Regions from separate parts of the Mus musculus genome. Here region 2 is linked to region 1. The links are chromatin loops, found by intact Hi-C in ENCODE. Cell type or tissue: gastrocnemius. All regions are shown on one strand. Each heading gives the region's core, and the rest is flanking DNA. Links, peaks and the distances in the headings are about the cores only. Region 1 holds the start of Nop58 (NOP58 ribonucleoprotein). Region 2 overlaps Bmpr2 (bone morphogenetic protein receptor, type II (serine/threonine kinase)).

Evidence for each region. A loop is a pair of places that touch in the nucleus more often than their neighbours do. Peaks named below come from ENCODE experiments on the same cell type or tissue, not always from the same donor. Only the 100,000 strongest peaks of a DNase experiment are listed, where the experiment ranks them.
Region 2: it touches region 1 in a loop (2.5-fold over the local background); 5 of 42 quality-filtered maps call a loop at or near these places.

What each region holds. Positions count from the first base shown.
Region 1 is chr1:59,682,143-59,697,901 of GRCm38, forward strand. Nop58 (NOP58 ribonucleoprotein) reads left to right here and starts at 2,864. Exons shown (of 15, transcript NM_018868.2): 1 at 2,864-3,084; 2 at 8,344-8,420; 3 at 10,195-10,247; 4 at 13,836-13,957. The coding sequence starts at 3,040. Snord70 (small nucleolar RNA, C/D box 70) reads left to right here and starts at 9,816; the gene lies at 9,816-9,868. It overlaps LOC115485825 (a small nucleolar RNA gene), which reads left to right and starts at 10,367; the gene lies at 10,367-10,450. In gastrocnemius, for the core only: a CTCF peak has its summit at 8,511 (motif pointing left); no DNase peak of the experiment used is centred there.
Region 2 is chr1:59,827,011-59,842,769 of GRCm38, forward strand. It overlaps Bmpr2 (bone morphogenetic protein receptor, type II (serine/threonine kinase)), which reads left to right. Exons shown (of 13, transcript NM_007561.4): 4 at 14,421-14,531; 5 at 15,733-15,759. Among named protein-coding and RNA genes, the nearest start is that of Bmpr2, 71 kb to the left of the region's middle. In gastrocnemius, for the core only: no CTCF peak of the experiment used is centred there; a DNase peak (open chromatin) is centred at 6,929.

The sequences.
Region 1 (15,759 bases), core at 4,632-12,631:
ACCATTGCTCTCTTCAGACACATCAAAATAGGGCATCAGACCCCATTGGAGACGGTTGTGAGCCACCCTGTGGTTGCTGGGTCTTGAACTCAGCACCTCTGGAAGAGCAGTCAGTGCTCTTAACCTCTGAGCCATCTCTCCAGCCCAAGAACAGGTTTTCTTTTCCATTATTTTATTTATTTACTTTATAATCTGTACTATGTTTCTTATTGTCATCTTTTTAAAAAAAAGATTTATTTATTATATATAAGTACACTGTAGCTGTCTTCAGACACACCAGAAGAGGGAATCAGATCTCATTACAGGTGGTTGTGAGCCAACATGTGATCACTGGGAATTAAACTCAGGACCTCTGGAAGAGCAGTCGGTGCTCTTAACCTGTGAGCATCTCCCCAGCCCCAGGACTTATAGTTTTAACCTGTTAAAATGACAGTAAGAGGACTGGAGAGATGATGCAGTCCTTAAGAGCACTGACTGCTCTTCCAGAGGTCCTGAGTTCAAATCCCAGCAACCACTTGGTGGCTCAAAATCACCTGTAATGAGATCTGATGCACTCTTCTGGTGTGTCTGAAGACAGCTAGAGTGTACTCATATAAATAAAATAAATAAATCTTTAAAAAGAACTGTAAGTTCTCCTATATTCTTCTATTACCCAATATCTCCCATATTCTATTTTTCAAATTTTATTATTTTTATTTATGTGTGTATGTCTGTGTGTAAGCCACACATATGTGGGTGCCTAAGGAGGTTAAAAGAACAAATCAGATACCCTGGAGCTCGACTTACAGGCAGTTGTGGGCATTGGGAACTGAATTCTGAGCCCTTGGAAGAGCAGTAAGTGCTCTTAACCATTGAGCCATCTTCCCAGTCCCCCATAGGTTCCCTTTAATATTTCTTTGTACCATTTTTCCTTGACCCAGTACTTTGTTTAATACGATACTTCAGGGAATTTTCAGACAATTATTATCTTTGGACAATATCCAAATCTAAATCTGAGACAGTTCTGAAGGACAGTATTGAGAGAGTTGTGTAAGTGGCAATTTTCAAGGACAAATTCTGGAAAATGCATGCCAGCGATTTCTCATTCAGTAAAAGGCATCTTTTCCTTTTAGAAAAAAAAAAGATACAAATGTTTAGATGGAAGGAAAAGAATTTTCCTTCCTGAAGGCACTCCTTAATTTAAATCATAAGAATTACCTAATCAGATCCAACACAAAGGTACCTGGACACTGTTAAGCATGAACTGCAGGTAGAACTCTCCAGGAAATGATATTTGTATTAAGTACACAAGACATTAAATAGTTGGAGTTAAATATATGAAGAGACATGTGCTTCTGGCTCATCCATCTGGCTCTATGTTCTTTTCCCAAATCAAGCTATTATGGTGCTATCTCTGCCCCATTGTACTGTTGTTCTCTTCTTCTATTGCTTTCTCTTGTCTCCCTAAATATGGTAAATGTAACTGTAGCTATAATCAATTCTGCTCTTGCCTGCAGCCCTAGGAATCCCCTTGTATTCCCCATATGTCCATCTTTTCTGCTGTCCAAACAAGGATACTCTTTCCTCTTCATTCATACTGTAAAAGTGTTACAGAACGTCAAGTTGGTTAATCTTCCACAGTTTTCTGTAGATCCAAAATTAATGTTTAGAACTAGGCAACTAGGAACGTTCTACAGCTATTGGAAGCTAGATTTGTGAAGAACTGGGGTATTTAAATCTTGTCATTGAAAGTACATAGCCACACAGATATATCTAATCTTAGCACTCTGAAGGCTGAGGCAGGAGGACAATGATTCAAGGCCAACCTGGTCTAGATACTGAGGTCCTTTTTCAAAAAGCCAAAGCAAGGCTAGGGATATGGCTCAGTTAGTAGAGTGCTTGCCTACCATGTATGGAACCCAACCTTTGGTTCCATCCCCAGCACCAATAAAGTTGGTGTGGTGGCATATGCCTGTAACCTCACTACTGTGGAGGTGGGGGTGGGAGGACCTCTATGACTCAAACTTCTCTGGTCTACCTAGTTACAAGAGATAGTTACAAGGCTACATGGAGACCTTGTCTCAAACAAACAAATTGTTTTTGAGCAAGGTCATTCTCTACTTCCTACTGAGTTTGAGGCTAGTCTAAGATACATAAGACTTTGTTTTAAAGTAAATCCAGCCACTGAGGCTGAAAGTTTCCATAAAAGAAATTACATTGAGACATACATAAATTCATACCTTGGAATCATTTTAAACACAACCCTTCCCGCCTCCGAAAATATCTATATTTATAGCTATAAAAGAAATCTTTGCTAAAAACCTGTTTGACCAGAGAAGAACCACCAGGAAATGTTGCTGGTTATAAAAGTTTGCTTCCCTTGCAGAGGACCTGGTTGGGTTCCCAGCACCAACGTGACGGCTTACAATTGCCTACAACTCCGGTTCCAGGTCAGATCCCGTGGAACTCACTGATGGGACCCGAGTGCACGTCCTCATCAAGAAAAAGTGTTCTGTGTTGTTTTAAAATAAAATGTCCTTTACATGGCGGGGCGGGGCATAGCATAATGTGTTGTAAATCGTTTTGTGTGCTGTAAATTATACACATGTAATTTATATATTATATATAATACAAAATATAATGTACACAGAACTTTTTCTTCTTTACATGACCTAATAAACTGACAGCTTCCAGCCACAGTCCAAAACTTAAAAAAAAAAAAAAAAAAAAAGTCTCGCGATATTTTAAGGCCGTCTCTTTCCGGATTCTACTGTGGGCGGGAAAAACCCGGAAATGATCTCACGCTCTGCGGCATTGAGCGACCAGAAGTGACGTTACTTCCCAGAATTCTTAGAGAAGGAGACTCGCATATTTGCTGCTCCACGAGGAGAGGTGTGGAGCGGCTGAGCAACGTGGTCTGTTCGTCCGCGGGGAGGCGACGGCGTTTGCGCTCCCCCGCGTCCAAGGCCTAGCGGGTCTTCAGCGACTGAAAGGTAGTCATTTGCAGTGGCGTAAGGGCTCGCGGCTAGCCGCGTAGCGCCGCCCTGACCTGGTCTCATCATGTTGGTCCTGTTTGAAACGTCCGTTGGCTACGCCATCTTTAAGGTAGGTGAGATGGAGTTGTTGAGCTAAGAGGCTTATGTGGGACAGAGAGCTGGGTAAGATTTAAGGAGAGACGAACAACGGAACACATTTTAGTGTCTTCAAGTCCCCGGGCTCCGAAAAGATGTGAAAAATCAAGAGCCCGCTGGTTCAGGTGAACACGTGGCTTCTCCGAATTTAGGGCGACCTCTGCTTTACTCAGTTTAAAAAATGGGCAGGACCCTTTTTTACAAGTGACAATAAAGCGTTCATTTAATCACCTGAGGCTTTGTACATGTTAGATCAGCGCCCTGTCACCTAGTTACACCTCCAATCCAAGATCGGTTTAATGTTTATCTAATTTATGTATATGAGTACCCTATAGCTGTCAACAGACACACCAGAAGAGGGCTACAGATCCCATTACAGATGGTTGTGAGCCACCATGTGGTTGCTGGGATTTGAACTAGGACTTCTGGAGGAGCAGTCAGTGCTCTTAACCGCCGAGTTATCGCTCCAGCCTCAGATATTTATTTTGGGCTTTTCCAGATAGGGTTTCACTGTGCTGCTCAGGCTTTCCAGGAATTCCCTCTGTAGACCTGGCTAGCCTTGAACTCAGAGATCCACCTACCTCTGCGTCCTGAGTACTGGGATTAAAGGTGTGCATCATCACCGCCAGACTCTATTTACTTTTGAGGCAGGCTTTCCCTATGTAGGCTTGGCTGGCCCCTAACATTTCATTTATATTTAACTAGATTAAAGCTGGGGTCCAAGATCAGGGTCCTTCCAGGCATGATTGGAAGGTTTTGAGTAGTGAGTGGCTTTGTTTTTCCAAGACAGTTGTTCTCTGTGTAGTTCTGGCTGTCCTGGAACTCACTCTTTAGACCAGGCTGGCCTCGAACCCAGAAATCCGCCTGCCTCAGCCTCCCAAGTGCTGGGATTAAAGGCGTGGGCCACCACCGCCCAGCTATAGTTTGTTTTCTTTAAAGATTATTTTACTATGTGATGATAACAGGAGGAGGAGGAAGGTATACTGTGCTTTAATGTAGACAACATGAATGTTGTTAGGTCTCAGGACAAATGCTGAGGTGCTTATTATCATGGCAAGGCTGACTGGGCTGTACATTCTTCAGCCCAGAAACTGAGCTGGAACCCTTTCCCCAGCTTCATTGATTCCTGTATAACCAAGCCAGCTATACAGCTTTCTCTTGGTCTTCTGTTTTCTGTTGCTCTCTTCTTTCATGTCCCTGCTTTCAGGACACTTCTAGATGCCTCTGGCTGTATTCTTCCCCTGGTATCTATAATGAAACCTCTCGTGCCTAGGACTGTCATGTCCTTTTTTTAAAATTATTCAGTGAGTCTGCTTGAATACAGAAATTTGGACTGCAAGCAGTAGGATTGAAGGGGGTTTTTGTTTTAAGTAAGACATGGAGTTGTTGGGGACATGGTATTCACCATTTCCAGTTTGGTCTATGTGAGGCTTGCTCATGAGCTATCCTGATGTAATTGTGTAAACCAGGGAGTTCATAATTACCAGCATGAAAGTTAGGGGAGAAGTCTAGATGGCTTCTATTAACTTGAGTGTCCCTTATTTAAATACGGAAAGGTTTTTGGTCTTTTTGTTGTTTGCTTTTTCTTATTTTATGTGCATTGGTGTTTTTCCTGCATGTGTCTCTGAGCTGTCAGACCTTGGAGTTACAGATAATTGTGAGCTGCCATGGGGGTGCTGAGATTTGAACCCAGGTCTCTGGAAGAGCAGTTGGTGCTTTTAGTCACTGAGCTATTTCTCAGTATAAGAAATAGCTTACAAGTTTATTAGTACAGAGTTGGTCTAACAGTGGCATCTTCCTACAATGAGATGCTATTGAGCTGTGGGGAACAATGAGGTAGAGTAAGTATGCTATGTGCTAAACATTCTATTTATTTACTTATTAGGTCATATTACATGTAGTATTCAGTGATTTTTTGTGATAAATATGCTGTGTTACTACTCTATTGGAAAGTTTTGAGTATTATGGTGAAGTTTTCAGTTTATAATTATTTGGTATTTAGCAATCCCTTACCTAGAAATAGGCATGTTCTAGACCTAGTGCTAGTGATTGCAGTTTGTGAGAAGGGAATTGTATACTTTCTGTAGGTGAAGAATTTTTTTTTTGTGAATCCCTCCAAAAATTAGATAATACTAGTTGCTGCCTTCTTTTTCCATGATCTTTCAAAATGCTAGAATATAAATTAGATTTTGAGAGAAAGCCCTGTTGGCACAGACTAATGCCTGTACTAATGAATTATAATTCCTGGAAGGGAAGACAAGAATCCTGACCAAAAGTTCCAGTTATGCAAGTAACTTAATGAGATCGTGTCACAAAATAAAAGTTAAAAAGAGGGCTAGGGATAGAGCTCATAGTAAAACACTTGCCTGGCATGTGTGGCCCTAGGTTCAAATTCCAGACATTCCAAATATCTTCAGTTACATTGACTACTTCCTCATGCTTGGGTTAGGCAGTGAGTGTTCCAACTACTGCTTAGACTGCTGCCTACTTGCAGTGTACTATGTCTTCAGGTTGTGAGCCACCATGTGGTTGCTGGGAATTGAACTCAGGACCTCTGCCTCTGAAGAGCAGTCAGTGCTCTTACCACTAGCCCCAAATTAATAATTTTTTTAAAAATTAGACAACTATAAAAACTTTATTTTTATTTATTTATTTATTTATTTTTGGTTTTTGAAACAGGGTTTCTCTGGATAGCCCTGGCTGTCTAGGAACTCACTTTGTAGACCAGGCTGGCCTCGAACTCAGAAATCCACTTGCCTCTGCCTCCCAAATGCTGGGATTAAAGGTGTGTGTCACCGCACACCTGGCCGAAAACTTTATTTTGTTCAAACTGTTGTTACTAGAAACAATATAAGGATATATGGTAGCATGATTGGGTATAGCCAAAGTTTTGTTTGCTCTACACATTTTCTAAATATTTGGATAACTATTAATCATCATGCTTTTATTACATTTTCTTTGTTGCTTTAACTTTAGTTTTAAGAATGATGATAATTTGGCGCTAAAGAGATGGCTTAGTGGCTAAGAGCACTTGTTCTTGCAGAGGACCCAGCTTCCTGACACCCAGTCACATGGTGCCTCACAACTATTTGTACCTCCAGTTCTAGGGGACACTCTTGACCTCCAACAGCAGGCATGCAAGTGGTACACATACATGAATTCAGGCAAACACATTCATATAAAATAAAGCGAATGGTGGTAAAAATAAACCTTCCAAATACGACAGTTCTGTTAATCTGTTATCTTCTAATATTTTCTTTTTAAATAGAAGAAAATGTGAATTTTTCAAGAGTTACTCTCAATTTTTTTCTTGACAGTTGGTGAGCAATGAGTCTCAGAACAATTAGAAATTGAGACTTTTGTGTGGGTAAGATAACTTCTAATATATACTCATGGGTCTATATCATATACAAAATAAAATAACTAATTCAACTGGTGTATGCTATACAGTACAAGTTGTAGCTTACAATTTTTGACACCAGCACTGTTTTGTAATTGGTAGCTCTATTGCTTGATTTCTTCAGTCTTTCAAGTTTGTTTGATTAAAATTAAACTCTGAGGCTAGAGAGATAGCTCAGCCCTTAGGAGTCCTGGTTGTTCTTTCAGAGAACCTAGATTAAGTCTCAACACCTACGTTCAGCTCACAACCCTCTGTAATAACCTTTCAGGGAACCCATCTCCTCTGGCAACTGGTGCACAGACATGCAGGCAAAACACCCATGTACATAAGATAAAAGCATAGAGATAAAAGTTAATTGATATATATATATATATATATATACACACACACACACACATATATACACACACACATATGAGAGAATGAAATATATATCTGGTGCTGACCTCATTTGCTGCATAGTCAAGGATAACCCATAAATGTTAATATGTAACTGTTCTGTGATCTAGACCTGACAATTACCGGCTATTTTGTCAAAAAAAGTATGTGCATAATTGTATAGTGCATTGTGTCATAGTTAGCATGCTTTATTATAATGCTGATTATATTAACCTGTCATTAATTGTAAAATATCCCTATTTGAGGGGTGTTTGGTATAGAGAGTGTAGATTTGAGGATTGGCTTGATTTATCATACAGAAAATTGGTGTTGAAATGAATCTTTAATTTACTCTTTTGGATTTACTCTTTTGGTTTTTTGAGACAGGATTTCTCTGTAGCCATGGCTATTCTGGAACTCACTCAAGCTCAGAAATCTGTCTGCCTCTGCCTCTGCCTCCCAAGTGCTGGGATCAAAAGTGTGCGCCACCACTGCCTGGCTTTTTTTTTTTTTTCCCCCTCTACTTGCTCCAGTCAACTCTGCTTGCTCAGTCCCTGCTCCCTCTGACCCAAAGATTTATTTATTATTATACATAAATACACTGTAGTTTTCTTCAGACACACCAGAAGAGGGCACCAGATCTCATTATGGGTGGTTGTAAGCCACCATGTGGTTGCTGGTATTTGAACTCGGGACCTTCTGGAGAGCGGTGTTCTTACCCACTGAGCCATCTCTCCAGTCCCTTTAATTTACTCTTGATTTTATGTAAAGAAACCTATGTAAAGAAAGTCTTAAAAGTGGGTCAGAGGTTCTAGCTTAGTTAGGAATGCTTGCACAGAGCACCTTGAACACTGCGTAAACTGGCACATAGCCCATAATCCAGCACTGGGGATGTGAGGCAATGGTTTGTTTTTAATTATGTATGTATTTGTGAGTGCAAATGCCTGATTAGGCCAGGGGTACCTGATATGTCTGGAGCTGTAGTTGTAGGTGTGGCCTGTTGTGAACACCATATGTAGGTTTTGGCAGTATAACTTGAGTCCTGGAGAAGTACAACATACTCTCCCACTGAGCCCTCTTCTCAGCCCCAAAGCTTAACGATTTCATTTCATTAGTTAACCCCACTTACAGAAATCTGCCCTAAGTGTTTGTCAACACAAAAGTATGGTTAGGCACTTAGGAGAAAAAATTGAACACATTTAAATACCAGTAGGGACAGAAATTATTGTATACTCACACAAGTCTAGATTGGTAATAATATAGGAAAGATTCTAAAAGACTATAACTAGGTTTAACTTAGACAATTAATTTGACTATAACTTAATGCTGCATAAGAAAACTAGCTTATTTCAATAAGAGAAAAACTTTTTCCTCTTATTTTATGTGAATAGTTGTTAACTTGAAAAATAGTTGTATATGTCTAAATTGCTTTTGAAAAAAACTGGTTTATTGCAGGTTCTGAATGAGAAGAAACTTCAAGAGGTTGATAGTTTGTGGAAAGAATTTGAAACTCCAGAGAAAGCAAATAAAATGTAAGTAATCGGGCGGGTGAGGTGGTTCAGCGGGTAGGAGCACTGACTGCTCTTCCAAAGGTCCTGAGTTCGGATCCCAGCAACCACATGGTGGCTCACAACTCTCTGTAATAGGATCTGATGCCCTCTTCTGGCGTGTCTTAGGATAGCTACAGTGTACCTATGTATATTAATAAATAAATATTTTTTTTTTTTTAATGTAAGTAATCTTGAAGAATTTAGGTGTATAGTAGTTTGTGGGGACCTCCTCATTTGTATGCTATTTTCAGCTTTTTGGTTTTTGGAAATCTATTTTGTGAACAGTGTTAGTGTGAATTTAATGAAAGCTGGATTTTGTTTGGCAGTGTGGGTATTAAGACAGGTTGTAGTCTTTGCTGTCCTGGTAGTGCTGTAGATTAGGCTGACCTCGAACTCACTTGCTCTGTCTCCAGAATGCTGGGATTAAAGGTGTGCACCACCGCCCAGTAATTGAGGCTGTTTTATTTGGAACATTGGTCATCACAATTTGTACTGTAGATTACAGTGGGCAATTACCCAAGGGATATTTGAGGACATACTATACCATAATTAAATGTAAACTTTTCAAAGAAGGAGTTGTATAAAGTGTGAGCAAGTTTTCTTTTTTGTGGGTTGATAATTCAAAGGCTTTCTAGTTTACTCTGTAGTGTATTTATCTTCCATGACTTATTTCTGTCTAGCTCTTGGGGATAAAAGTAGGTTGTAAATTCTAGGTTTTAAAGTACTCCCATGTCTCCTCAACTAAATTGGTTGAGGGGCAAGGCAGTAGGGTAGAGTTAGGGTCAGCATTTAACCCTTCCTGAATCATCCTGTAAAATAACCCAGCAGGTGTGTGTAGTCCTGAGAAGAAACTCTGATCCAGTTGTCTACCCCCAAGGGAGGGGCCATACCTGTGGATGCCCATGTTTAGTCATACATCTGCTACTGCTGATAAATGCACCGAAGAGTAAAGCATGGCTAACTGAGAGAAAAGTGAAACATAAATACAGTCATCATTTGTGGTTCCATCAGTAATAGCATTGTTGAATTGATTGAGTATATATGCATGGGGTAGGTCTTTTAGTGATTTGGAGAGATGTTCATGATACACTGAGGAAAACCGTGCTCCAGAGTAATTTAATATAATTCCACTTATATCTCTCTGTATCCTTGAATATCTAGACAAGATCTGAGAGATAGAGAATGGAGTTTCATACAAGCAGAAATGGGGTTAGGATAGGACCAAGAAATACAATCAGTACTTTTTTCTTAGCATCTGTATGCTTATAAGTGTGCATTTGGACTATCAGCATTTACCTTTCCAGATAAGAAAAATTTGCTTCAACTAATAGTGTTTTAAGGAATATAGGAGACTTCATTGTTGTCAATGATGTATACCTTTTGGAACTGAATCTAAGTGATTTAACAAAAATTCGTCACTACCACTGAGACAACAATGAATTAACTAATACATTTTCTTTGTACAGAAAGCACTATCATATACATAAAGTATATGTATATGATTTCTCTGTATAGCCCTGGCTGACAATAAGCTATTTTTCAATCACACTTCTTCTACCTGGAGGGTTGGTTGGTTAGTGCTGAGGATAGAACCCTGGTCCTTGGCTATACTAGGAAATGCTCTACCATTGAACCAAATTTCCAACTTTGGTTTATTTAGTATATGCTATATAGAAACAGCTAGCTTCTATTTTCTGGCTATGTAGCTTTTGCAGAATCATTTCTTTCAATAACATTTGTTCTCTTCTAATTCTAGAGTAAAGCTAAAACATTTTGAGAAATTTCAGGATACAGCAGAAGCATTAGCAGGTAAATAAGAATTTAAAGTAAAAGTTTTCTTTTTTCTTTACTTTTTTTTTAATTTAAAAATGTAGCATTTGTTTTTCTTATTAAAAGGTTATTGTCTTCCGTTGCCTGAGTTAATCTTCCTCAATGTTGTCAATGATGCATCTTATTGGAACTGAATTTAAGTGATCTAACCCATTCGTCACTACCACTGAGACAACATTGAGTTAGCTTTTTTCACCATAGGGTTGGTTTCCCCCATGTGATGAGAGATGACAAGTGGTTAAATTGATCTCCCTGTGGAAAACCAACAGCCTAATGCTGAAGCACAATTCAGTAAGAGCTGTTCTACAAGGGACCAAGGTAATGTGGCCATGTACCCAGCTCTCTAATAATTTTATTAATTCAAGGGTAAAGTTGAGACTAGCCACTAGAAATAAAACAATTGGTAATAAAGCTTGCCAGAGTATACAAAAGCATATCAATATTAAAAGTTGAAAGGAAATAGTTCTTTAAAATAAATAAGTGTGTGCATATATATATATATATATATATATATATATATATATATATGCGCACACAAAAGGGCATGAGAGCTTATATAAGGAAACATAATTTTTTGTTTGTTTCATTTAATTTAAAGAAGGGGGTAATTCAGAGCCTTCAAATTTGGGTCATGTTGGGGGACAGGCATGTTCTGTGTCATTAATCACCCAATTATTTGATTGATTGAGAATGAAGGACTATAAAAATGGTTTAAAACTCGACAAGAATTTTATAGGTCTAAACACTTTCATTAATCACACATGGGGAAAAGATACTGCTTTGATGGAAATATTGAGATATAAGTAGTCTCCTGACTACTGGGATGTGCCACCATATTTGGTCCACACTTTTTTTGGGTTTAGTTTTTTTGAGACAGGGTTTCTCTGTATAGCCCTGACTGTCCTGGAGCTCACTTTGTAGGCCAGGTTGGCCTTGAACTCAGAAATCCGCCCGCCTCTGCCTCCTGAGTGCTGAAATAAAAGACATGGCCAAACACAAAGCAAGTTTCTGTACTACCAATATCTAATGAACTGATCACAATCTTTGAAACAGACCTATGAGAGAAGGATATTATCTTTGTTATAAGTGATAAAACATAGGTTTATAATAAACATTTTTGGAAACGAGGGAACTATGTCAAGAATTCCATGAGAGAAACTTCTACAATTAATGTCTTAGTTTTTATCAGATGAATTTTTTTTTTCCTGGTAATTGATGGTATATTGTCTCTTACAAGTTGGTTTGCTTTGGGGCTGGGGAGCATAGCTAGAAGACCCTGCAACTGAGGATGGCGTTTAATTTATAGTGGCCTTAGACAAGCACTCCACCAAACTGGCCAGTATGCCAGGTTCTGTGAGCAGTTCATGCAGGTACACTTAGCATGACAGAAGACAATTTTGTGAAGTCACTTCTCTCCTTTTCACCTTTACATAGATTCCAGGGACTGGATTTGGTTTCCCAGGTTGATTGAATGGCAAGCATTTTACCTACAGAACCACCTTCCTGGTCCTATAAGGCAGAACCAAAACGGAGTAACTGTAGATCAGAGTATACAATTTAGATTTTGTAGAATTAATATTCTCTGATAGAAGTTAATTTATAGCATTTCTTTTACCATTTTGTTTACTTGGAAGGGTACAATTGTGTCAGAGGACAGTTAGTGAGAGTGTTCTGTTCTCTTTACCAGATAGATCTTGGGGGTCAAACTTAGGGGCTCAGTTTGGTGGCAGAAGCCTTGGCCCATTGGGGTGTCTTGTTTGGCCTTGTTTTTTATTTGAAGTTACTTTTTAACAATTTATTGATTCAGGCATTTATGTAAATAAGTGTTTTCTCTACATGTTTACCTGCACATCAAAAACGGGCATCGGATCCCATGGAACTCTCCATTATTAGAGGGTTGTGAGCTGTAGTGTGGTGCTGAGAATTGAATCCAGGACCTCTAGAGAATAGCTTAGTTCAGGCCCCTGAAGTTATATGAGCAAGTTTTTTGAAGTGATAAGTATTGTTTGATTGAAGAAGATGGTGACCTAGTGGAATCTAGTGTTAGTCTAGTATAGAGATTTTACACTTAGAAAAAGTATGTTTGGGGCTGGAGAGATGGCTCAACGGTTAAGAGCACTGACTCCTCTTCCAAAGGTCCCGAGTTTAAATCCCAGCAATCACATGGTGGCTCACAACCATCTGCAATGAGATCTGATGCCTTCTTCTGGTGTGTCTGAAGACAGCTACAGTGTACTTATGTATAATAATAAATAAATCTTTTTAAAAAAAAAGAAAAAGTATGTTTAAGGGAAGGACTATTGTGTATGCTGGATTAAAACTAAAATTGGGTAATACAGAAGATTACAAACTAGAAATGAGCTGGAGAGACTGGCTGCTCTTTCAGAGGACCCAGATTCAATTCCCAGTACTCACATGGCAGCTCACAGGAATTCATAATCCTAATTCAATTGGAAGGGATCTGATGCTCTTGTGGCCCTTATAGGCATTAGGCCTGCACATGGTGCATAGACATACATCTAGACAAAACACCCATATACATAAAACAAAAATTTAAACTTAAGCTAGGAACATGAAATGCAATTTTAATTTTAAAGAGCTTTGTGTGTGTGTGTGTGTAGTACTAAGGATTAGGCCCAAGGTCTTTCACATGCTAAACAGACACTTTATCCCCAGCCCAAAGAAAAGAATAAAGAAAGTCTCTTTACAAAAAGGTAGATATTAGGAATCAGTGTATACAGTATTAGAAGGCAGAAGAAAATAGCCAGGGTTCTATAAAACCCTTTCATAAATGCCAGGAATGATGATGCACATGTTTATCCCAGCACTTGGAAAGCTAAAGGCAGGCTCACAAATTTGATGCCAGCTGAGGCTATAGACTGCCCTATAAAAAGAAGCTGAATCTTTTTATTTATTTATTTATTTATTTATTTATTTATTCTATGTAAGTACACTGTAGCTGTCTTCAGACACTCCAGAAGAGGGCGTCAGGTCTTGTTAGAGATGGTTGTGAGCCACCATGTGGTTGCTGGGATTTGAACTCCGGACCTTTGGAAGAGCAGTCGGGTGCTCTTACCCACTGAGCCATCTCACCAGCCCAAGAAGCTGAATCTTAACAAACTTATTTATTTCAGAGTAGGATCTCACTTTGTATACCCAGCTGGCTTTAACTCAGGTTGCCCTGCTTTTTCATGCCTCCCAAGTGCTGGGATAAACATTGTGCATCATCATGCCTGGCATTTATGAGGTTGGGGGGGGTTGGTTTTGTTTTTTGTTTGTTTCTTTGATTTTGTTTTTCGAGACAGGGTTTCTCTGTGTAATCCTGGCTGTTCTGGAACTCACTCTGTAGACCAGGCTGGCCTGAAACTGCCTCTGCCTCCCAAGTGCTGGGATTAAAGGTGTGCGCCACCATGCCTAGCCATGAGTTGGTTTTTTATAAAACATTTACACAAATAATTTTTATTTTTTTAAAAATATACCTTTTAAAAGAAATATTTTCTTTCCTTTAAAGTTTACATCAGAAGCGTTCTCAGTTGTAACTCTAAAATTTTCTGTTTTTCTGTAAAGCATTCACAGCTCTGATGGAAGGCAAAATCAATAAACAGCTGAAGAAAGTTTTGAAGAAAATAGTAAAAGAAGCCCATGAACCTCTGGCTGTCGCTGATGCTAAACTAGGAGGGGTAATAAAGGTAAAGTTGGGCTGAGGCTGAGGCTGTGGCTGTGGCTTAAAGGGCAAGGCATGATTCTTCCAGGCCTTTTAGAGCTGCTAAGCCTGCTCTTTGTAGTATTTGTCATGTGTTCTCATAGTTGATGTTTTCCTGTTAGGCAGCATAATCTCAACTAGAAATTGCAAAAACACGTTTTCCCTGTACACTGTAGAAAATAAAGATGGACAAAAATGATAATATAAGCTCTAAGCCAGCCACTCATGCCGTCTGTTCACATTTGTGATGATCCTCATAGAATTTAAACTTTTTTCTGTTGAGTAAAGAAGTGAGTTGATTGGAAGCTTTAGTAGCAGGCATAAAGTACAGAGGGGACTTAAATGGTCTGTGGTGGTGCATGCCTAGAGTTACTTGCTTGTGATATTATAAAATATTGGCCTATATGAGGGAATTAACAAATATATGCGACAGGGAAAGTGTTATGATTGAAACAGTTTTGTTTTTTAAAACAAATTTTTTTCTCCAACATGGAATTTGTGTGCCACAAAATCCAGGGTCAAAAAGATACTTGTTATCTGTGTTTATACTATTCATTAATACTCTTTGGGAGGGTTATTTGAGGGATGCACTTATCCATAGGGAAAAGATAGAAACTTTTTGCTGTTACTTTTGGTTAAAATCCGGTGAGTATATGAGTACCTTGTAATTTTTTTTAAAGATTTACTTAATTATTTTTAAGATTTATTTATCTTATTTATAAATACACTGTGGCTGTCTTCAAACAGACCAGAACAGGGCATCGGATCCCATTACAGATGGTTGTGAGCCACTGTGTGGTTGCTGGGAATTGAACTCAGGACCTCTGGAATAGCAGTCAGCACTCTTAACTGAGCCATCTCTCCAGCCCAATACTTTGTAATTTTAAAGCTAAACAAATGGCTGGAGTGATGATGGGTGAGTGGTTAAAAGTGCTTAGTACACTTAATACACCGGGCTTCAGATCCCATTACCAGCATTACACAGGTCATTACTACCCATCACTCAGTTACAGGGGATTTGATACTGTCTGGCCTTTAAAGGCACCTGCACTTAACTAGTGCACAAAAACTCCCTTTGGCTGGGGCTAGAGAGATGGCTCAGTGGCTAAGCGCACTAAACTACATGGTAGCTCAACAACCATCTGTAATGCAATCTGATGCCCTCTTCTGGGGTGACTGAAGATAACGACAGTGTACTCATATATATAAAATAAATCTTTTCTTTAAAAAAAAATCACATAGGTACATGTGCAGATTTTAAAAGTCTGGAAATCAAATAAAATAGCAGTAGTCCACTTAGTCCAACAAGCAAGAAAAAAACTTCCTCAGATTTAATAATGCTTTGCATCTTGGGATGCAGCCTAGCCAAAAGGGTAATTGGAAGGTTTCTCTATTTAATTTCCATCAACTTCTTAACAAACATACTAGAAGCAAACACTATGTACAGTTGAGAAAAGTATATATATTATACCCGAGATCAATATTGTTTTAAAATACCAGATTCCAATGAGATAGATCATGCTTATCTGTTCTATCCCGGCCTGTGGCTTACAAGGACCAGGTACACCAGGGAGGCAAGCTGGGGCTGAAAGAGACTTAGACTGCGAGAGGTTAATGGAGCCGAGACATGTTTCAGTTCAAGGCCCTCCGTTTCCTAAGAGAGTGTGCTTATAAAAGGGGAAGGCCCATCCCCTCCAGTCCATTCTTGGTGTCTGGAGCCAGCCTATAGGTGATGCGCAGAATAGAATGTTCCTCTGGAATGTATCAGGTGCTTCTCAGCAGGTAGCA
Region 2 (15,759 bases), core at 2,704-10,703, 140 kb after region 1:
TTCAATCCTTGACTCTAAAGCCAGAACAATGTGACCAAAGCCACCAAGTTCTGCTGCTTCCTGGGGCTGGAACATGACCCCCTTCTTCAAATACATTTTCACCACTTTCTGATTTTGATGATTTCCTTCACTGCCTAAACCTGGTTGTTCTGGAGCTCCCTCCATAGACCAGGTTGGCCTTGAACTCTGAAATTTCCCATGCCTCTCCCAATTTGAGTGCTGGGACTAAAGGTGTGCAACACCACACCTGACCCTAAGCTTCCCTTTAGTTCCTTTTCACAGGTTGGAAGCTTAGCTGGGTGGGATCTTGCCCTGAAGTCATCACTCCCTTTATTCCACTTAGCATCAGACTTTTCTTTAATGTGGTCATCTCCTTGAACACAGGACTTAGCTCCATTCTACTTCCTGGTGCCCCTTTTCTCCTCAAACTGTGTATTTTATATATTTTTCCTTGCTTAGCTTGCTCCTCTTAATTATAGATCTCCATAAGCAGGGCCACACAGTCAATACTAGGTTGTCTGGAGATTTTTTTCTGCCAAAGCTCTTAATCCATAACTATTCAGTTTAACCTCAGGCAGATTTTTTTTGGACAGGGGAGAAAGTAGCCACATTCTTTGCCAAAATATCACAAGATTGGTCTCTTGGCCACACACTATTACATTGCTCTGACACCTCTTGAACTGGTTCCCCATGGCTCAAATCACCCTCAGCACCATTGTCTTCTGTGCTTCTACTTGGATGGCCCAGTAAGCCCCACTTAGAGCAGTCACAGTCTCAGCAGTTTACTTAAAGGGAAGATGGCTCAGCAATAAGCTGTCATTTATCACTTCTTTGAAGCTCCTATTTTAGCAAATAATAATAAAAATACATTGATTTTTACATGTACACAAACCATTTTCTGATTCTGAGCCATGGATAACCTGGTCCACTCTATGGTGGAGACATTGAGACACAAGGAAAGGTAGTGAAAATAGGTTTTTACTCTTCAGGTTTGTGCTGCTATATGAAAATTTTTGAGGCTTGGAATTATAACCAACAGAAATGTGTTTGGCTGACAGTATGGAAATTTGAAAATAAGTCTGTCCTATGGTAGAAAATGAAAGAACGCAAGAAAGCATATGAGTGAGAGTGGAAGGGTCACATGCATCCTTTTCATAGGAGACAAATCCCTAAACTGTATTAACCCATTCCTAAGGGTGACATTCTCAGACTTGGCAACCCGTTAAAGGTCCCATCTTTGAGGTGGATATTAAGGTCAAATTCAAACCATAGCAACGCTCAGTAAAATGTCATGTAAGCAAGAAGATGTCAAGTGCTGATGGTATCAATGTATCTGCATATAGTTTTGCAGTTTTTCAGTGTTTTATATCATTGGAAATAAACCACACTGTATAAAATTGTCACTTGAATAAAAGCAAAAGGCCCATACCCAATTAGCTATATGGTTTCAGTGCATTGTCATATGATTAGTGAGCTTTTATCTGCTAATTTATAAAAGACTACACTCAGCACTGAACAACATTTACTGGAGAATGTCTTGTATCATATAATAGAAAGAAATAAAATGTTCATAGGAGATAAGTTTAAGTTGTCTGCCAAGTACAAATGTAGTAGGTTATTGGAGACATAAGAATATATTCTTTTTGAGACTGGAGAGGTGGCTCAGCATTGGATATTCTTCCAGAGGATCCAAGTTCAAGTCTTAGCACCCACATGGTGGCTTACAACTGTCTGTAGCTCTAGCTCCTGGAAATCTGACACGCTCACACAGACATATGCAGGCAAAACACCAGTGCACATAAAATAAAAATAAGTATCTTTTAGAGTTTTATTTAAAGCCACATTTTTGTTCTGTCAATGCATATATTTTGGGTTTGGTGGTACACACCTTTAATCTCAGCACTCAGAAGGAGAGACAAGAGGATATCTGTCAGTTTGAGGTCAGCCTGTTTTGCATAATGAGTACATAGTCCCTGTCTCCAAAATAAATAAATAAATAAATAAATAAATAAATAAATCCAGAAATAAAACCGCTCTGAGGCCACAAGCTTGAAGTCATGTGTCAAAAGTGACAACAAATTATTGATGAGGAAGAGTAGTTACTAGAACATGAATACCGCAAGTCTTACTCCTCTTTCCATTCTTCAAACACGATAGTGTAGACTGGCTAGCTTATAAAGTTTATTTTGACTCACAGCGTTGGTCTGTGTTCAGAGGGTCACATTTAGTGATGGCTTTCTTGCTGGCAGAGGTCTTGGGGTGGGTAGGCAGGAGATGAGAGCTTGTGAAAAGACTTAGCCAAAGCAGACCCACTCCTCAGATGTCTCTTTAACTCCGCTGATTCATTAATTACTTTAATGAATTTAATTACATTCATGAAACCAGAGCCTTAACAACTCTTAAAGATTTTTATCTGGTCCTATCTCCTAATGATATCTTATAATGGAAAATAAATTGTTGTTGTTTTTTGTTTGGGGTTTAAGACAAGACAGAACCTCACTCATATGTAGCACTGGCTAGCCTGGAGCTTTCTGGGTAGACCAGGCTGGCCTCAAATTTACAATGATCTATCTTATCTGCCTCTGCCTGTACCATGCTTGGTTGGAGAGATTAAATTTTAACGTGAAATTTGGAGGTGATAAACCACACTCAAGCCAAACGTTAACATAATCTGAATCTTTTAAAAACATATTAAATCTCCTAGCTAAATTACAACCAGTACTATCATTCCTAATTGGATAGTAAATAAAATGTCTTTTAAGGTGAAAAACTATAACAACAATAACAAAAAAACAAACTGCGGACTCCAGTCAGTTTTCTGATTTGCATCTCTAAGAATCTCCTAGGGAGTGGTGATGGTCTTCCAGGGACCTAGCACACTTGGAAGACCATTGGAATAGAGAACACATTTAGCTAGAGCTCTCAGGAGTTACTTCCAAAGCCTCATCATAGAACAAGACCACCAAGAAAGTTAATGTATGGATACATATAGTAGACCAACATAAAATCACATCACCATACCCAAGAAGCCAGCACATTCTAAAACTACCCCTGCCATACTTTATACCTGACAAATGTTTCCTGTACAACCTTTTTGTACTTATAAGGTAGGTGAATCAATACAGGCCTCTGCTGATACAGTATTTGGTAGACAAGGGAAAAAAAGGTCTCCCAAAAATATGTGGACCCTTTAGTGTCATCTACAAGACGGTCTAGAAAATACAGGATTTTTGCACTCCATCTTTAGTGCACCAGGAGGGCACGGTCTGAATTATTATCTCAGTATCATATGACCCAACCCCATCCCACCATGCCACTGTCCCTTATATTCCTCACCTTCCTTTGTCGTGCCTTCCCTCAGAAGCCTTTGTGGTTGTTTTGTTTTGTGCTTTTAGCCCTGCACTCTAGTGATAAGTCTTTGTAATCAGGTCTACAAACGTCCTTAGGATGTTGTTACGGACTTCCCATTTTCTCAGCAACCTACTTCCTCTCGTGTGTGTGTGTGTGTGTGTGTGTGTGTGTGTGTGTGTGTGTGTGTGATTCTAGGTCTGTATCCAGGAGAAACAGCTTCAAATGTTTGAGAAAATTTTCTCAAGAATTTTTGTTTATGTAACTTGTAAGGAAATAAATCAGCCCTCTTAATTATTCTACCTAATATATTACATTAGCTTGAGCTAATTCAGCTGCCTAAATATTTGAAAGTCTAAGCACCCAAGACATTAAAACAGTTATATTTTCTAAAATAAGTTTTGTTATTCATTAAAAATTATTTCATGGTAATAAATGGGAAATGATTAGCTGTTTGACACAGGACATGATACTGGAATGACTTTCAAGTATTAAAATTATTTAATAATGTCACAGGAACACAGTCCATGTGATTATAAATTCTGGGGACAAATAATTTAGCTCAACACAGATATTTCCTAGAGTATGATTATTATTATTCATTCTGTGATGGTTCTAATTCATTAATGTGCTTCATGATTAACAGTTCTTTGAAAGTGTTGTAATACATTGAACATTATTCTTTCTTTATTCCACACAGTGAAAAGAAAAACCCAGAGAGTAAATCCCAAACTCAAGAGTTTTATTTCTGAGAATTGGTCCTTTGTTATATTAGTCTGGGGATTTATTAGACTTTACAGTCTCTGGTCTGAGTAGTCCTTCAATGGATGTCTCGTGGTAGAAGAGCAAAGAATTCAGTAGTTGTTCAGTCCACAGGATCTGGATGTCTCAGCAAAGTCTACCTGCTAGAGTCCCAGAGAATTCCTAGAGAGCTGCTAGTCTTCAGTCTACATTGGAATACCAAAGAAGTAAATTCTAATCCCAGCAAAGTAATTTCTCAGTAACAGGATAGATGAACTTGCCAGTGGCAATGAGGGCAAGCAGACCAAAAGCTTTAAAAAACTTTCTTCTATGTCCTTTTAAGTGGGCTAGCACCAGAAGTTATAGCTCAGATTTAGGGTGGACCTTCCCACCTCAAAAAATTCAATCAAGAAAATCCCTCCCAGCTGTGCACAGCTGCTTGAGTTCTAGTTAATTCCAGATGTAGGCTAGATGACAACAAAAATTAGCTGTCACCTTAGTATAAAATGCCTGTGATTTGAAATGATTAGAAACAAAGTTACTCATTGCAGCATTGTTACAGCAAAACAGAAGTAACCAAATGTACATCAGTAGAGAGCAGGTTACGTTACTTTGCCACAATAGTATAAAAAAATTGTATGAAGTTTTAGAATTTATTCAGATTAAATACAGATAAGCTTCAAGGAAATATTAAGTACTTCAGAAGAGGATATGGCCATGCATTCCTATTTGTTTCTTTATTCTACATACATAAGGAAAATTTCAAAAATACAAATATATATGCACATGTATGTGGTTGTGTGTGTGCATTGTTGAGAACTAGAGATGTTAAGAAGACTTCTGAATAGCTCAGCATTTTTGTGTCAGTGTATTGTGTATTCAAATTTAAGAGACATAAATTTAAGAATTATTTTGAGTAAAACATTTTAAGATCTAACATTCTAGATAATTACAATGTTAAATGCTAACAGTATCAGTACTTTATAAATACTGAAATTTGTATTACTCTATTTTTATTTATATGTATGCAATTACTATTTTAAAAAATAAGTTCTTTTTTGAAAACCATGAGCTCTAACCTCTGAGCCATCTCTCTGGCCTCATTAAGTGCAAAGCTTAGCTTTTGTAAGTGTGTCTACACTGTCATAGAGTCTCCAAAAGTCGCTCTGATCTTGCAGAGTTGAAACTATACTCATAACTCCCCATTCCGTGGTTCCTCCACGCCCGAGAGGATTACATTCACACTTCCTAATCTTAGGGGTTTGACCACTATAGAACCACATCCATAGAAATGAAATTGTAAATTTATGTTCCTTCTACTTTTATAGAAGATTTTCTTTATCTTCATTTCAGACTTAAAAGTAAAGTTAAAAAGAGGGGGGAGATCATAATTGAGTAACTGAAAAGCAGTAAATAAGATAATTTTAGGCTGGGCGTGGTGGCACACACCTTTAATCCCAGCACTTTCTTTGACAGGCAGAGGCAGGCGGATTTCTGAGTTCGAGGCCAGCCTGGTCTACAGAGTCCAGGACAGCCAGGGCTACACAGAGAAACCCTGTCTCGGGAAAAAACAAAAAAAAAACAAACAAACAAAAAAAAACCAACCAAACAAAAAAACAAAAAAAAAAAAACCAAAACAAACAAAAAAAAAGAAGATACTTTTAAAAAGTAAAAGACTACAGGCTGATTTCTGTAAGTTCCAGGCCACTCTGGTCTACACAGTGGGTTCCAGGACAGCCAAAGCTGGACAGAGAAACCCTGTCTTGAAAAAAAGGGGGAGGGGAATGGTAAAAGACTGGGCTGGAGAGATGGGTCATCAATTGAGATCACCAGCTGCCCTTCAGAAGATCGGGGTTCAGTTCCCAGCACCGGTATGGTGGCTCACAACCACCTCTAACTCTAGTTTGAGGATCTAATATCCTTTTCTAACCGCTGAGGTTCCTGTATAAAGTTGGTGCACAGTCATACAGTCAGCCATGTACTCTGACACAAAATACATATTTTTGAAATTTTAAACTATAAACAAGGAAATTAAAAGTTAAAGAGAACAAATACTACATGTTTTCCTGTTTTGTTTTACTCCTTCCTTATGACCCTTTTCTCTTTAATTTTCACTTTATTCTCCCTCCCCTCCCTGTGTGTGTTCATTTTTCTGCGGTTCTTTTGTAAATCAAACATAAAATGTCTTGACAATTAGCATGCCATGGCTTGTTTTTGTTTATTGTTATTTTTGTTTTGTGTAATCTAAGAGCTAGGTCAGGATGTTTAACCAGATAAGGTAAATTAAAATTGGCCTTAAGTATTCAGTGTTAAATTTTTGTTGAAAAGTAAAAAGAAATGTAAAGTCTTCCCCTACTCAATTTTTAAAAACTACTAAACATAAACATTAATCGGATTGTGGTTACTGTATATGTAGTATTCCAAGCATGTTAGTTATGTCAACATTATTCATTCCATATAAAATGTTTGTGAAAATGCTAAGCTGTGTGATATAGTTTGGAAATATTTTAGCAGTCTTAATTATTGTCTTAGAAATTCATTAAGCTCTTTAATTGCTTTGATGTTTAAATAGTAGTACTTTGCTTTTATGAAAAACACATTCCTTGAAGGAAAAACCTAAAGGCCTAATTTGCTTCTCTGCTCAGAGTGGTTAAAGATTAAGCAGAGGACATAACCACTGCTGTGTTTTATTTAAACCTCTCCCTGCTGGTTGCTGCACATGTAACAATGTTGTTCTTTCTTTGACACAGTCCCACACAAAAGCTGAGTGTAGTAAGGAAGCAGACAGCCTGCCTCCAGTAGTAGCCCCCGCCTGGCTCCAGGATATGTAAACAGAAACATCCCAGGCTCCAGTGAGGCAGACCACGGGTCCCTGTCTGTTCTGTACTCAGGAAGTGCTTGCCTGGGAAAGCCCAGCCATTGCACATAGGCATACTTAGCAGTGTTTGGGTTTGGCTGAATATTTAACTGAGGACACTAAGAGAAGAAAAAGAGGGTATATTAGGGCAAAGGAATAAGAAATTTCATGTTATATGTATATATAACATATGACATAGAAAGAATCACTTTAATGGCTGGAGAGATGATTTAAGAGCCTATATAGACATAGGTATATGTGTTCTCATTCTCTTTGTCTCTCTATCTCTGTCTCTTTCTCCTGGCCTCTGGGAGTATCTGCACTCATATGCACATACCCACTCACAGACATGAATACATACACATAATTAAAAATAAAACAGAAATCTTTTTAAAAGGAATTACTTTAAAGAAATAAAAATGAGTTTTCCAGTCAAAAGCTTTTTTTTTTTTTTAATTACACACATATGATTACACATATTGCAATATTTTTCCTGGCAGGTTTTCAGTGATGTCAAGTTTTTAGACTATATGACATAACCTGGAATGTTCCTAATTTGAGACATTTAAATACCATATGTATGTTTTTAAACATGTTTAAAAGTCCCTTAATACTTTTTTTCACCCTCTCTATTTGCGAGTTAATGAATTAAAGCTCCTATTTTTCCATTTTCAGTTATATATTTAAATACCTTTTACTCTGTGGAAAGAAATATGTAATGCAATAGGAAAGGAGTCCCCCTACCCCAGCCCCACCCCCACCTGTCAGTAGTGGTACCTCTCATGTTACACAATTGCTATACTGAGCTCCTCTCAGTTCCTAGAGATGTGGGTGTGTCTTGAAAATAAAATATTTTCTGTTTTAGTGGGTATGCGTAGTCACCATCCCCCTTACTCTCCGACTTAGCTACATCTCCATCCCTATCAGTGAATTCTTAGGCATGTCTACATGTATGATATACAAGTGGGGTTAATCTTCATGACTGGTTTTGACAGCACATTTCAGATATGATGCCAGAATAACAGGCTATAAAAGAAGACAATAGATGGTACTTAAAGGTTAAATGTGGGCTGGAGGGATGGTTCAGAGGGTAAGAGCACTGACTGCTCTTCCAAAGGTCCTGAGTTCAAATCCCAGCAACCACATGGTGGCTCACAGCCATCCCATAATGAGATCTGATGCCCTTTTCTGGTGTGTCTGAAGACAGCTAAAGTGTACTTATATATAATAATAAATAAATCTTTGGGCCGGACTGAGCGAGTGGAGTTGACCTGAGCGAGCAGAGGTCCTAAAATTCAATTCCCATCAACCAAATGAAGGCCCATAACCATCTGTACAGCTACAATTTACTCATATACATTAAATAAATAAATACATAAATAAATAAATCTTTAAAAAAATTTAAATCTGCCAGGTGTGGTAGTACACATCTTTAATTCCAGTACCCAGGGTGGAGGCAAATGGATGTCTTTGAGTCTGAGGCCAGCCTGGTCTACATAGTGAGCTCTAGGACAGTTAGTATGACAACAATAACAACAATAATAATATAAAATAACAATTATGGTGATGATAACAATAATAAAGCCTATTGAAAGTAACAATGAAGGGACAAATAAAGATTCCTAATTTAAATTTCAGAAGGAAATTAATACCCACTACCTATTAGAATGCTAACTCTAACATGAAAAAAAAGAAAAGAAAATATTTCAAGCCAGCATTCACCATGGTCTTTGTTCTTTGCCATTTCTGTCTCTTTAATCATCTCTGTCTTAAGTATCGCTACTCTTGCTACCTCGGTGTTCTTTTTGTCTTGTCTTTCATTTATCACGTTTTTGTTTTGTTTTGATTATAACAGAACATTATTGATTGGTAGTTATTTATTATTTTATGTGTAGGAATGTTTTGCCTGCATGTATGTGTGTGTGTGTACCACACGCATGCCTGGTGCTCTCAGAAGCCAGACGAGTGTATTGGATTTCCCAGAACTGATGGTTGTTTATAGACAGCTGTGAGCCATGTGGGTGCTGAACCTGAGTCCTCTGTAAGAGCAGCAAGTGAGTTCAATCATTGAATAGTATTTCTACCTCTTACTTACTGATGTTTAAGAGAAAATACTATGCCCCTTGTTTCTAATTTGAGAAGAGCCTAGATATTGTCTTTATTTTTGCTTAATTTTTCTGAGAAAAGTCCCATTCTGTAGCCCAGGCTGGCCTCAAACTGTATTGATGAAGGTTTTCTTGAACTCCTGATTGTTTTGCTTGCATCTCCCAAATGCTAGTATTACTGGTGTGTATCCACATGTTTAGCTGAAATTTTATTTTTATAAAATAAAGTGCAGTGGTTCTGTTTTACTAAAGGTTTCACTTTCTGAGGTCTTAGTTAAATACAGTTAACCTTAACTCAAAAAATGTTAAATTGTAAAATCTAGAAATGAACAATTCATAAGTTTTTAATTGTGCACAGTTTAGAGTAATGCAATTCAATTAACACCATTCGACATCATTTCTTTTTTTTTTTAAAGATTTATCTATTTATTTTATGTATGTGAGTACACTATAGCTATACAGATGGTTGTGAGCCTTCATGTGGTTGTTAGGAATTGAATTTTTAGGACCTCTGCTTGCTCTGGTCAACGCAGCTTGCTCTGGTTGGCCCCGCTCGCTCAGTCCCTGCTTGCTCTGGCCCAAAGATTTATTTATTATTATACGCAAGTACACTGTCGCTGTCTTCAAACACACCAGAAGAGGGCGTCAGATCTCATTACGGATGGTTGTGAGCCACCATGTGGTTGCTGAGATTTGAACTCAGGACCTTTGGAAGAGCAGTCAGTGCTCTTAACCGCTGAGCCATCTCACCAGCCCATTCGACATCACTTCATGTGAGATGTCAATAGCTATTGTTCTAGCGTATTCATATGGCATGTGTTCTGTGGTGGTTTGAATGAGAGTGGCTTGCATAGGCTCATATATTTGAATGCTTGGTCCCCATGAGTGGAGCGGATTAGGAGGTGTGGCCTTGTTGGAGGAGGTGTCACTGGGGGTAGGCCCAGTCTCTCTCTGCCTGCTGTCTGTAGCCTGTGGATCAGAATGTAAAGTTCTCAGCTACCACTTCAGCACCTTGTCTGATTGTTTCCTGCCATGATGATCATGGACTAATCTTCTGAAACTGTAAGCAAGGCCTCAGTTAAATGCTTTCTTTCATAAGTTTGCCTTAACCATGGTGTCTGCCACAGCATTGAACCTTGCCTTGTAGGTGCTTAATAGCTGTCTCAGTTGTCAGGTTGATGGTTGTGGTATCACGGGTGCTGATGTCATTTTATTTATTTAGTAATGGTCCCAAATGATTAGAGTAGTGCTGACAATTTTAGTACTCTCTGTTTTTGTAAATTATTTTGTTATTACTTATCATTGACCTCTTGCTATGCCTATGCCTAATTTTTTAAGTTACACTTTATCAGAGATATAAGAAAAAAAAAAAAAACCCAATACAGCAGGTGCCTTGAAGCATGAAATGGCACAGTGTTTACATACATTCCATGCATACCTTTCCAAATACTTCAAATTATCTCTATTTCTGTAAAAATCATCTTTAGATTACTTATAATGATAATACAATTTAAATGCAGTATAAATAGTTCTTATTACCATATTGCTTAGAAAATAAAGACCAAAAACTAAGTCTATACACATGCAATATGAATAAATCACCATAGTTCTACTTATGTATTACACATGTATGACACCTTGTCACCTGACCTTGAGAGAGACTGAAAATCTGTGGATGACAGGTGCTGCGCTGGACTTCCTAAACATCACTTCCTTCATGGCGATCCATTGTAGTGGTTAGTGCATGAAAAACCGAGGTTTTGTCTTTGAAATTTTCTTGGTTTCTCTCAAGTATTTTTAGTTTATGGTTTGTTGTATATACAAATGTGGAACCCACGAATTCGGAGAAGCAGTTTGGATCAGGACTATCAGAGGCATCTACTAACCCTTCTGTAATGTCCTCATAGACAGGGAAGTGTACTGTATTAGTCTTGTTTTGTCTTTTTGGGTGTGTGTATGTATGCGTGTGCGCACACACACAGATGTGGAATGGTACTGTGCCTTGGTATAGATGTAGAGATCAGAGGTCATATTTTGGGAATTGGTTCTTTCTTTCTATCTATCATATGAGCCCTGGGGATTGAACTCAGATCATCAGGGTTGATGGAAGTCACTTGACTGAGCCTTAGCAGCCAAGGGATTGATTTTATATATATATATCTTGTGTTTAAAAACCACAAGTTATTTAATCATATATGTGTTGAAATAATGTTTCCTTTTTGAGTTCAACAAATTCTTAAATAAGTTATTATTTTATTGAGTACAATCTTATAACAGAATGAGCTAGGTTAAAAATATACTATTCGGTCCTTTAATGATATTGTGCAACCATTATTTCTATGTAGTTCCAAAACATTTTCATCACCCCACAAGGGAAATTCTCTATCTAGTAAAAAATAACTCCCTTCTCCCTCTTTTCCCATGCCTAGCAACTTCTAACCTGCTTTTAGTCTCTATGGATTTACCTGTTTCTGGATATGAATGAAATCATAAAATACAGGACCTTTAGCATCTCATCTTCGTAGGTGTATTACATTGTTATTGATAAGTGTATGAACATTCGCATTTCTCCTTGTAGAGCACACAGTGATGCTGTGGAGGTTTTCGTTTGAAAGCCTATTTCCAGGAGGTTTTCGTTTGAAAGCCTATTTCCAGGTCTTTGTGTATATGCCTAGGAACAAACTACCAAATGTTAGATAAATTCTAAAAACGTTCTGAGAACCTACTAAACTGTTTACTACATCTGTACCATTTCATATTCCCATCAGCAGTATGTAAGTTTTTAGTTTTTCTATATCCTTAACACTTTTTATTTTTCTTCTTCCTTTTTAATCTTTAAAAATAGTTACAGACATGCTACTATCTTTCTGTAGTAAGTTGAGTTAGGGTTTAGTATTGTAGTGAGTTGAGGCTGTTTGGAGGGGGGTGGGGGATGGTTGGTTGATTGGCTTTTTTCTTTTTCTGTGTACTGGAGAGGGATCCAGGGACTTGCAAATGTTAGACAAACACTCTACCACTGAGTTAGATCCCTAGCCAAAGATGAGTTTCCATATACAGTCTTTCCCTCTATAAATTACTGTATGTTAAAGTATTGTTAACTACATTTATCAGTATGTTAAAGTCTACTGTCTAGTAATTGTCTTATAATTTAAGAGTATTTCATGGCATCAACATAATCTTCTGTAGAAATACTGTCAATACCTTTTATTATGCAGTTGTGCAGTATTTGAGATAATTCACTGGAGAAACACTGCTATTGAGGTTTATCATTTGGTATAGAATATTCAAGTTTGACCACAAGTAAGATAATTTTAATGTACAGTCTGCTTGATTTTAATTGACTGCAATTAAAATTGTCAATCAAGATGGTGTATGCCTTTAATCCTAGTACTTACTAGGCTCAGACAGGGGGTTCTCTGATTTCAAAGTCAGCCTGGTTTACAAAGAGAGCTTGTCACAGTGAGGTCCTCTGTCAAAACAAACAAACAAACAAAACAGAAACCCAAGAAACAAACAAACAAACAAACAGAATTACAAGTTTAAAATTTCAAAATATATTATATTTTATTTTGACCGACTGTAAAGAATGTTTAAGTAAGGATAGTGTGGCCTTGCCACTGGTCAAATACTACCTATAAAACCTATAGTGAAAACCAAACATGGATTTCTTTTTTTTTTAATATTTGTTTATTCATTTATTACATGTAAGTACACTGTAGCTGACTTCAGACACTCCAGAAGAGGGCGTCAGATTTCATTACAGATGGTTGTGAGCCACCATGTGGTTGCTGGGATTTGAACTCAGGACCTTTGGAAGAGCAGTCAGTGCTCTTACCCGCTGAGCCATCTCACCAGCCCCAAACATATATTTCATGGGCGATCTCATTCTGCATTAAACTCTTTACTGATAAGTAGTTGTTTGTATTTTGTATATACACTGCTTGGATCTAGTTATTTTTTTATAGATCTTTAAACATGGTGACAAGTGTATCCTCCAGTTTTCTCTCTCTGTTTAAGACATTTTCATGCGTTTCTACTTTTCATAGAATTATTGCATCCCTGTTCTTCTCCTACTCCTAGGTATAACCTAGTTTATGGACATCCATTTCCAAGGTATTATATAGATAAGATACCGATAAGTATAGATAAGCTATAGATAAGATCTGACCCATAGATGGAGCTACCACATAAATGTTTACGTGTTCACACCAGCCTTATACTCTAGATACATATGTTCCCATTCTGCAAGTAAATAAATGTTGGTTCATGAATGCAGACATTTTCTCAAGGTCAAATTAATAAGTGGAGGGACTGAGCTTCAGGCTCAATTTAGATTTAGCTGCCCACAAAGAAATGTTCTTTTCATTAATATTAATGATATCAATACTAATGATCTTAATTACCATCGATTGCATAGAAGTTTATGCTCTAGTAAACTCTTAGATGCCCCTCAAGTTTCATAACAGATATGTGAGGTACACAGCACTACTTTTTACAAAGGAGGAAATGAGGCACACAAAAGTCTAGCAACCTGTTGAGGTCTACTGAGTACATGGTTTCAAGCCAAACATGAAGCTGGGCTCAGTGGTGTACACCTGTAGTCTTACATTTAGGAGGCAGAGGCAAGAAGATTGCAGAGGCCAGCCTCTGCTACTGTCTAGTTATTTTTCTATTGCTGTGATTAGACTCAGTAACCAGACAATTTTTTTAAATATAGAGTTTATTTGGGGCTTATAGTTTCAGAGGGTAGAGTTTATGACCATCATGGTGGGAAGCTTGGCAGCAGACATGCACACATGGTGCTGGAGCTAAGAACTCCCATCTTGAGCTACAATCATGAGGTGGAGAAAGAGACTAGGGGAATGCTTCTAATCTTTTGATACCTCAAAGCTTCCCCACAGGGACACACCTCCTCCAACAAAGCTACAACTCCTAACCCTTCCCAAGTAGTTTTCCAACCAAGGACCAAGAATGGAAATACGTGATCCTATGAGGGTCATTCTCATTCAAGCTACCACGACTACATGGCATATGTGTGTGTATGAGTGCAGACACCCTCACCTTCAGGCTAGAGAAGATGACAGATCATATGGAGCTGGAGTTACAGGTGGTGGTGAACTGCGTGATGTGGATTCTGGGAACAGGACTTGGGTCTTCTGAAAGAGCAATATACACTCCTAAAATTACAAGTATTTTAAGTTTATATAAGATAATCTATATGACCAAATCATGCCATTTATAACTATCACAAATTGATTTTTCTCTATTTTTCACACAAGAATATTATTGATTTGATTATATATTAATACAGGTTTCCTAAAAGCTAGTTTGTTGGTATTAAATAAAATACTTTTCTTTTTTTCTTTTAGGTCCACCTCATTCATTTAATCGAGATGAAACGATAATCATTGCTTTGGCATCAGTTTCTGTGTTAGCTGTTTTGATAGTCGCCTTATGTTTTGGATACAGAATGTTGACAGGTAAAACAAAATACTACTTTTGGTCTTATCATTTAGTAAACATGCCATTTAATCAGAATTTATTTTCTTTAAGTTTTTTTTTTTTTTAACATTTATTTGTTTAGTTATTGTGTAAAGGGAGGACGGTCATACGTGAATGGAAGTCAGAGGATAACTTGCAGGAGTCGTTTTTTCCTTCTACTATGTGGATTCTAGGGACCAAATTCAGGTCATCATGTTTGGTGACATACAGCTTCACCACTTGGTGAACTGCTTGCCAGCCCCATGGTTTCCCTTTAAAAACCTCCGTGGAAAATCCATGTACAAACACACATAGTTGTCTCCATTTTCAGCTTCAACAAACATTTTCACCCAATTTTTACAAGAATTTTTTAAAATTTATTTTTATTATTGTGCCTGTGCTTGCCTATGTGTATCATATCTGTGCTTCTTGGAGGCCAGAAGATGGCATTGCATCGCTTAGAGCCAGAATTATGGTGGTGGTTTAGGAATCAGCACTTATTCATACATTTTAGTAATTCTACCAGAATTTTCTTAAAAATTCAGTATTATAATTTTATACTTTTTTTTTTAAAGATTTATTTATTTATTTATTATATGTAAGTACACTGTAGCTGTCTTCAGACACTCCAGAAGAGGGCGTCAGATCTTGTTACAGATGGTTGTGAGCCACCATGTGGTTGCTGGGATTTGAACTCTGGACCTTCCGAAGAGCAGTCGGGTGCTCTTACCCACTGAGCCATCTCACCAGCCCAATTTTATACTTTTAAACTGAGTCATCATGGAATTATCTCACAGAATTCTGCTGTCATGCTGTTCATTATTTATCTTCATCATTATTATATATTATATATATGTATATATATATTATTCATTATTAGTGATTTGTTTTAACCCCTGCTGCAGCTCTTCTTAACTGTAATATATTTTTAATTAATTTATTTTTATTTCATGTACATTTGTGTTTTGCCTGAATGTATGTCTGTGTAAGTAAGGATATCAGATCCCCTAAAACTAGAGTTTGAGACAGTTGTGAGCTGCCACATGGGGCTGGGACTTGAACCTGGGCCTCTGGAAGAGAAGCTAGTGCTCTTGACACCACTGAGCCATCTCTCCAGTCCCTTAACTGTAACTAACATTAAGAGGTTGGCGTTTTCGTTTTAAGAAGGCTGTGTATCAGTAAGTGTTCTCACTCCTCTAGGAGACCGGAAACAGGGTCTTCACAGCA